Regions from separate parts of the Homo sapiens genome. Here region 2 is linked to region 1. Evidence: chromatin contacts called from ENCODE Hi-C or POLR2A ChIA-PET data. All regions are on one chromosome and are shown on one strand. The core of a region is the stretch at or near the end of the contact, and the rest is flanking DNA. Distances in the headings are between cores, read along the strand shown. Region 1 holds the start of AGMAT (agmatinase (putative)). Region 2 has its middle 15 kb from the start of UQCRHL.

Region 1 (3,261 bases), core at 447-2,946:
CAAGCATCACTGATTCTTCCCGGATGCGGCGAGGTCCGAATCTGCAGAAGGAAGAATCATCCTGTCAGCCATCATCTGCAGAGATTTCAGGCTTTGCTTAGGCCAGGGCTTCTCAGCCTCAGCAATTTGGGGCCAGATGATTCCGTGTCGCGGCATTGCATAATGGAATGCTTAGCAGCATCCCGGCCTGTACTCACTAGGTGCCAGTAGCACCCTTCCTCCAAGGTGTAACAACCCAAAACGCCTCCAGATACTGCCAAATGTCCCCGGAGTGCAAAACCGCCCCACTTGAGAATCACCGATCTAGGCTATGTATCGAAGAGACTAAATAAGTGTACTAAATGGCATTAGTGAATTTCATGATCTACCTGAGTCTCAGTTTCCTAATTTGTAAAATATTTACCTTGCACTGTAGTAAAAATTAAATGAGGTAATCTATGCAAAGCACCTTGCACTTAGGAGACATTTAATAAGTGCTGGCTTTCATAATTCAGATCAGTACGGTCAGATATAGTGTTGCTGAGCTGAATCAGAAATTGCTGACGTTCAATAACTAGGAAGATGAATTTTGCTTCCTCCGACTTGATCCTAGGAAAATTGCCTTCATTTGAGCATTTCTTGAGTCAGGTGACATCTTCAGATTTGGGGAAGGGGCAGCCAGTTTCTGCTCTCAAATGCAATGTCACCTGCCACTGTAAGCTGGGGAGAGGAGAGGGGAGGAATCCACAGCAGCCATCCCAGCAAGGCCCCAGGATGGGGACACAGAGAAGGTTCAGGCTCCAGAATCCCTTCTTTTTTCTTTTTTTGAGACGGAGTCTCACTCTGTTGCCCAGGCTGGAGCGCAGTGGCGCAATCTCAGCTCACTGCAACCTCCGTCTCCCGGGTTCAAGCGATTCTCCTGCCTCAGCCTCCCGAGTAGCTGGGATTACAGGCCCGCGCCACCATGCCCGGCTTTTTTTTTCTTTTTTTTGTACCTTTGTAGAGACAGAGTTTCACCATGTTGGTCAGGATGGTCTCGAACTCCTGACCTCGTGATCCGCCCGCCTCAGCCTCCCAAAGTGCTGGGATTACAGGCATGAGCCACCGGGCCGGCCAAAATCCCTTCTTGACCAATGATGACACTAAGATGTGGGAGGCCACGCCCATGTTGAGCCCTGGGGTTTGCTTATTGAGGGTCCAGGTAAATCAACCATCTCAAACCATAAGGGGCATTTTGGAGCCGGCCACCAGCTTCCAACTCGACCCGGGGCCAGCAGGGGCGCCTGTCTCGGTGCTTTCCATGCCCGACAGCCAGCAAGCAGTCCCTCCACGTGTACCCGGCCCCCGTCCTTCCGGCCTTACCTCGCCCCAGGCCGGTTGGAGGTCCCAGTATCCAGGGGCACCCCGATGAAGGCAGCGTCCAGCCCCTCGGGGGAGGTCTGCACCGGCAGGCGCATCATGGAGCAGACGCCCACCGGCCGGGCCACGAACTCGGGGCTGGGGGGCTGGTTCCGGGGCGCGTCGGAAGCCTGGCGGCTCTGGCGGCGCCCCGGATGAAAGAGCCCTGCGGCAGGACGCGCGCCCACGCCGGGCCCCGGGCCCCGGGCGCACCCGGACGCCAGCAGCCTCAGCATTGCCGCGCGCGGCCAAGACCTCACCGACCAAACCGCCCGCGAGGCCGCCGCGATCTGGCTGGTCCCGAACGGCGAGGCGAGTGTGCACGCGCCAGAGCCGGAACCCGAGCCGGCTCAAAGGTCAGGGGCGCCCTAGGATCAAGGCGGGGGAGGGGCCCCAGGACCTGCCGTGCTCTCCCCTCAACCCCTCTGGACTTCAGCCTCTGGCAAATAGAGTCAGGCTGGGGGTGCCCACTGGCCGGCACTGTGCCAGGGGTGTCTGCGCCCTGCTCCCCACTGTGGCCTTCAGCAGCCTCTTCTCCCATTCAGAGTAATTGTTTGTTTTTATAGAGACGGTCTCACTGTGTTGCCCAGACTGGTCTCCAACTTCTGGACTCAAGTGATTCTCCCACCTTGGCCTCCCAAAGTGCTGGGATTACAGGTGTGAGCCACAGCAGCCACCCCAGAGTAATATTTTTAAAGCCAGAAAGATATGAAGGAAAATGATCTTTCTCTAAGCCAGAAAAATAGGAAATGCATTTTTTTAAATAATGTATTTTTAAATGTCCAGGGATAGGAATCTCAAGAAGCAGTAAAGTTAGTTAGCTACTTAGCTAGCTAGCTAGTTATTTTGAGACAGGGTCTTGCTGTGTTGCTCAGGCTGGAGTGCAGTGGCACAATCATAGCTCACTGCAGCCTCAAACTGCTGGGCTCAAGCAATCGTCTCACCTCAGCCTCCCGAGTAGTTGGGACTACAAGCGTGAGCCATCGCGCCTGGCCAGTAAAGTCTTTTTAAATAACCTTGTTAAAAAAGGACTAGAGGCCAGGGGCGGTGGCTCACGCCTGTAATCCCAGCACTTTGGGAGGCTGAGGCGGGCGGATCACGAGGTCAGGAGATCGAGACCATCCTGGCTAACACGGTGAAACCCCATCTCTACTAAAAGTACAAAAATTTAGCCGGGCATGGTGGCAGGTGCCTGTAGTCCCAGCTACTTGGGAGGCTGAGGCAGGAGAATGGCATGAACCCGGGAGGCGGAGCTTGCAGTGAGCTGAGATCAGGCCACTGCACTCCAGCCTGGGCAACAGAGCAAGACTCCGTCTCAAAAATAAATAAATAAATAAATAAATAAATAAATAAATAAATAAAGGACTTACAGGCAAGCTGTAAGGAAGGTCACAGTGCCAGAGAACCTGTTACATCCTCTTTATTTCTAAGGGGAAAGAAAAACACACGTGGAAAGAAAGAAGTGATTTGTAATGGAATTATGTGAGCCATTTAGCAGTATTATATATATTATTTTTTCTGATCTCTAAATGTTGAGATTGAATGGAAAAGGCTCACATTTGCATTTACGTTGCAACCTCTACACAAAGGTTGCACATTAGGCCAGGCGCGGTGGCTCACACCTGTAATCCCAGCACTTTGGGAGGCCGAGGTGGGCGGATCATGAGGTCAGGAGATGAGACCATCTTGGCTAACATGGTGAAACCCCATCTCTACTAAAAATACAAAAAATTAGCCAGGCGTGGTGGTGGGCACCTGTAGTACCAGCTACTCGGGAGCCTGAGGCGGGAGAATGACGTGAACCCGGGAGGGTGGAGTTTGCAGTGAGCCAAGATCGCGCCACTGCACTCCAGCCTGGGCAACACAGCAAGACTCTGTCAAAAA
Region 2 (3,817 bases), core at 851-3,350, 210 kb after region 1:
TCGCTGGGGCCCAGGAATTCAAGACCAGCCTGGGCAACATGGCAAAACCCTGTCTCTACAAAAAATTAGCCAGGCATGGTGGCATGCGCTTGTAGTTCCAGCTACTCTAGGGGTTAAGGTAAGAGGGTCATCTGAGCCTGGGAGGTCGAAGTCGCACTCCAGCCTGGGTGACAGAGTGAGACCCTGTCAAAAAAAAAAAAAAAAAAAAGCTGGCCAGAGTTCGAGACCAGCCTGGCCAACATGGTGAAACCTTGTCTCTCTAAAAATACAAAAATTAGCCAGGTAGGGGCCGGGCGCGGTGGCTCACGCCTGTAATCCCAGCTCTTTGGGAAGCCGAGGCGGGCGGATCACGAGGTCAGGAGATTGAGACCATCCTGGCTAATAGGGTGAAACCCTGTCTCCACTAAAAATACAAAAAATTAGCCGGGTGTGGTGGCAGGCGCCTGTAGTCCCAGCTACTCGGGAGGCTGACGCAGGAGAATGGTCTGAACCCAGGAGGCGGAGCTTGCAGTGAGCCGAGATCGCGCCACTGCACTCCAGCCTGGGCGACAGAGAGAGAGTCTGTCTCAAAAATAAAATAAAATAAAATATTAGCCAGGTGGAGTGGCGGGCACCTGTAGTTCCAGCTACTTGGGAGGCTGACGTGGGAGAATCACTTGAACACAGGAGGCAGAGGTTGTCGTGAGCCAAGATTGCACCACTGCGCTTCCAGCCTGGGTGACACAGTAAGACTTTGTCTTAAAAAAAAAAATAGTTCTGGAGATGTATGGTGGTGATGGTTGCCCAACAGTGTGAAGGTACTTAATGCCATGAAACCGTACAGTTAGTTGCGATGGTAAATTTTACATGTATTTTAGCACAATTAAAATATACGTATATAATACATCTATCTATGCATCTAAACCAGATGCTGCGAGACAGGAAGAGGAGCTGGTGAAGGCATGCAGTGCTGGAAGGGTCCTGAGGGGGACGGTCCCTGCCTAGGGTCCCCTGCGCAGCCTGGGAAGGCTGGCCACTGCTGTCTGCAGATGAGCTGGTTGTCCCGGCTGTCCTGGACTCCCTAAAGGCAGGTGCGCACACAACCACTAGAGGGCAGCATGGGCTGGCGAACGGGGAGCCCGGGCATGAATGATTTCAGGGTTCACACGGGTCCTCAACTTCTCCAAACTGCAAGAGGGGAAGGGTCATTCCGGCCCACGCACCACGCAGGGTGGCAGTGAGGCTGAGAGGAGAGAACAGATTGCAAAACTAGAAAGTGTCCAGCCTGGGCCAGGCACGGTGGCTCACGCCTGTAATCCCAGCACTTTGGGAGGCAGAGGCCGGTGGATCACCTGAGGTCAGGAGTTCGAGATCAGCCTGACCAATATGGTGAGACCCTCGTCTCTACTAAAAATACAAAAATTAGCCGGGCATGGTGGCGTGTGCCTGTAGTCCCAGCTATTCAGGAGACTGAGACAGGAGAATCGCTTGAACCCGGAAGGCGGAGGTTGCAGTGAGCCAAGATCATGCCACTGCACTCCAGCCTGGGCGATAGAGCTAGACTCTCTCTCAGAGAAAGACTCTGTCTCAAAAAAAAAAAAAAAAAAAAAAAAAAAAAAAAAAAAAAAGAGAAGGAGACCAAGGTGCAACTTTCTTCGGTTGTCCCGAATCCGGGTTCATCCCACACCAGCCACCTCCACCATGCCGTGAAGTTTGACCCCAGAGAGATCAAAGTTGTATACCTGAGGTGCACTGGAGGTGAAGTCGCTGCTTCTGCGCTGGCCCCCAAGATCGGCCCCCTGGGTCTGTCTCCAAAAAAGGTTGGTGATAACATTGCCAAGGCAACGGGTTACCGGAAGGGCCTGAGGATTACAGTGAAACTGACCATTCAGAACAGACAGGCCCAGATTGAGGTGGTGCCTTCTGCCTCTGCCCTGATCATCAAAGCCCTCAGGGAACCACTAAGAGACAGAAAGAAACAGAAAAACATTAAACACAGTGGGAATATCACTTTTGATGAGATCGTCAACATTGCTTGACACACGTGGCACCGATCTTTAGCCAGGGAACTCTCTGGAACCATTAAAGAGATCCTGGGGACTGCCCAGTCTGTGGGCTGTAATGTTGATGGCCGCTACCCTCATGACATCATAGATGACATCAACAGTGGTGCTGTGGAATGCCCAGCCAGTTAAGAAGCAGAAAGGAAAATATTTCAATAAAGGATCACTTGACAACTGGTGGAAAAAAAAGAAAAAGAAAGAGTGTCCAGCCTGGGCAATGTGGAGAAACTCCATCTCTACTAAAAATAGAAAAATTAGGCAGGGCCAGGCGCAGTGGCTCATGCCTGTAATCCCAGCACTTTGGGAGGCCGAGGCGGGTGGATCACCTGATGTCAGGAGTTCATGACCAGCCTCAACATGGAGAAACCCCGTCTCTACTATAAAAATACAAAATTAGCTGGGCGTGATGGTGCATGCCTGTAATCCCAGCTACTCGGGAGGCTGAGGCAGGAGAATTGCTTGAACCTGGGAGGCGGAGGTTGTGGTGAGCCGAGATCACGCCATTGCACTCCAGCCTGGGCAACGAGAGCGAAACTCCGTCTCAAAAAAAAAAAAAAAGAAAAAAAGAAAAATTAGGCGGGCGTGGTGGTGAGCACCTGTGGTCCCAGCTACTTGGGAAACTGAGTTGGGAGATTCACCTGAGCCTGGGATGCAGAGGTTGAAGTAAGCTGAGATCGCACCACGCCACTGCCCTCCAGCCTGGGCCACAGAGCGAGACCCTCTCTCCAAAACAAAACAAAACAAAAAACTAGAAAGTGAGTGATATGGCTGTGGAATTGCTGCCTCTGTCCTAGAGACACGCCCTTTTGGAGGGAGACCTGTGTCAGCAGACTGAATTCTTCATTGGCTCAAACCCCCACCTGCTAGGAGGGGCCCACCTGGAAGTCCCCATGCTGCTACCCTGCAATTCCATACCTGGGAACCTGGGCACAGTAAGCACAGAATCAGAGCTGGGACAAAGGACAGCATGGTGCACTGGGAGCCCTGAGCCTTTCTGATGGTCACCCTGTCCCCAGAGGCCCCTTTCCCGAGGGCACACCCAGGTGTGAACTTCACCCAGCACAGGCCACAGGCCAGCCCCTCCAGGGCAACCCAAGCCCCTCCCTACCCTGCTAGAGAGACAAATGGTGGGAACCGGGAATTGAATGGGGGGATGGGGAGAGGGGAGGAGGCTGAGCTGATGAGGAAGAATTGCAGGGACTGAGAACATTTTCCAAAAAATGTTCTCCTCACTTTAATGTACAGTTTATGTAACAAAATAATCTATGAAGTAGCAATTTTGACATTGCCAAAGAGGAGGAAGCTGCACATCAGAGAGCTGGTATAACTGCACAAGGCCGCACAGCAGAGACAGGATCAAAGCAGGTCCAGTGAAAATTCTATAGTCCTCCACTACAGACCCACTTCAGAAATCCATATTCTAGAATGTTTCAGAACCCATCGTGTAACACAGGTGCCAATGTCCAACTGAAAAAACCTTTAATGTCTGGAGCTCTGCATCTCTGCATCTTTTTTTTTTTTGAGACACAGTCTCACTCTGTTGCCCAGGCTGGAGTACAGTGGTGCAAATACAGCTCACTGCAGCTTTGATGATGTCCTGGGCTCAAGCAGTCCTCCTACCTCAGCCTCCCAAGTAGCTGGGACCCCAAGCATGCACCACCACACCTGACTAATTTTTTAAATTTTTTGTAAAGATGGGGTTTTACCATGCTGCTTAGGCTGATTTGGAACTCTTGGCCTCAAGCAATCCTCCTGCCTCGGCCTCCCAAGTGCTG

The links. A loop is a pair of places that touch in the nucleus more often than their neighbours do. ChIA-PET counts read pairs that join two places held with the same protein, here RNA polymerase II (POLR2A). Pooled maps may share reads with other maps.
Region 2: a pooled map shows a loop between it and region 1 (2.2-fold over the local background). The contact joins the enhancer-like site here to the promoter of AGMAT in region 1. A Hi-C loop is called at or near these places in 5 of 50 pooled maps. POLR2A ChIA-PET finds 5 or more read pairs at or near these places in 7 of 52 experiments (A549, A673, GM12878 and 4 more).

The regions. Positions count from the first base shown.
Region 1 is chr1:15,583,355-15,586,615 of GRCh38, forward strand. AGMAT (agmatinase (putative)) reads right to left here and starts at 1,697. Exons shown (of 7, transcript NM_024758.5): 1 at 1,342-1,697; 2 at 1-41. The coding sequence starts at 1,613. RefSeq lists an enhancer at 1,190-1,239 and a silencer at 1,350-1,679.
Region 2 is chr1:15,791,116-15,794,932 of GRCh38, forward strand. It overlaps the pseudogene RPL12P14. Among named protein-coding and RNA genes, the nearest start is that of UQCRHL, 15 kb to the right of the region's middle. RefSeq lists an enhancer at 662-1,162. Within about 2 kb of position 2,101, at least 3 of the 41 ENCODE cell types and tissues checked have a DNase peak (open chromatin) inside an H3K27ac peak, as active enhancers do.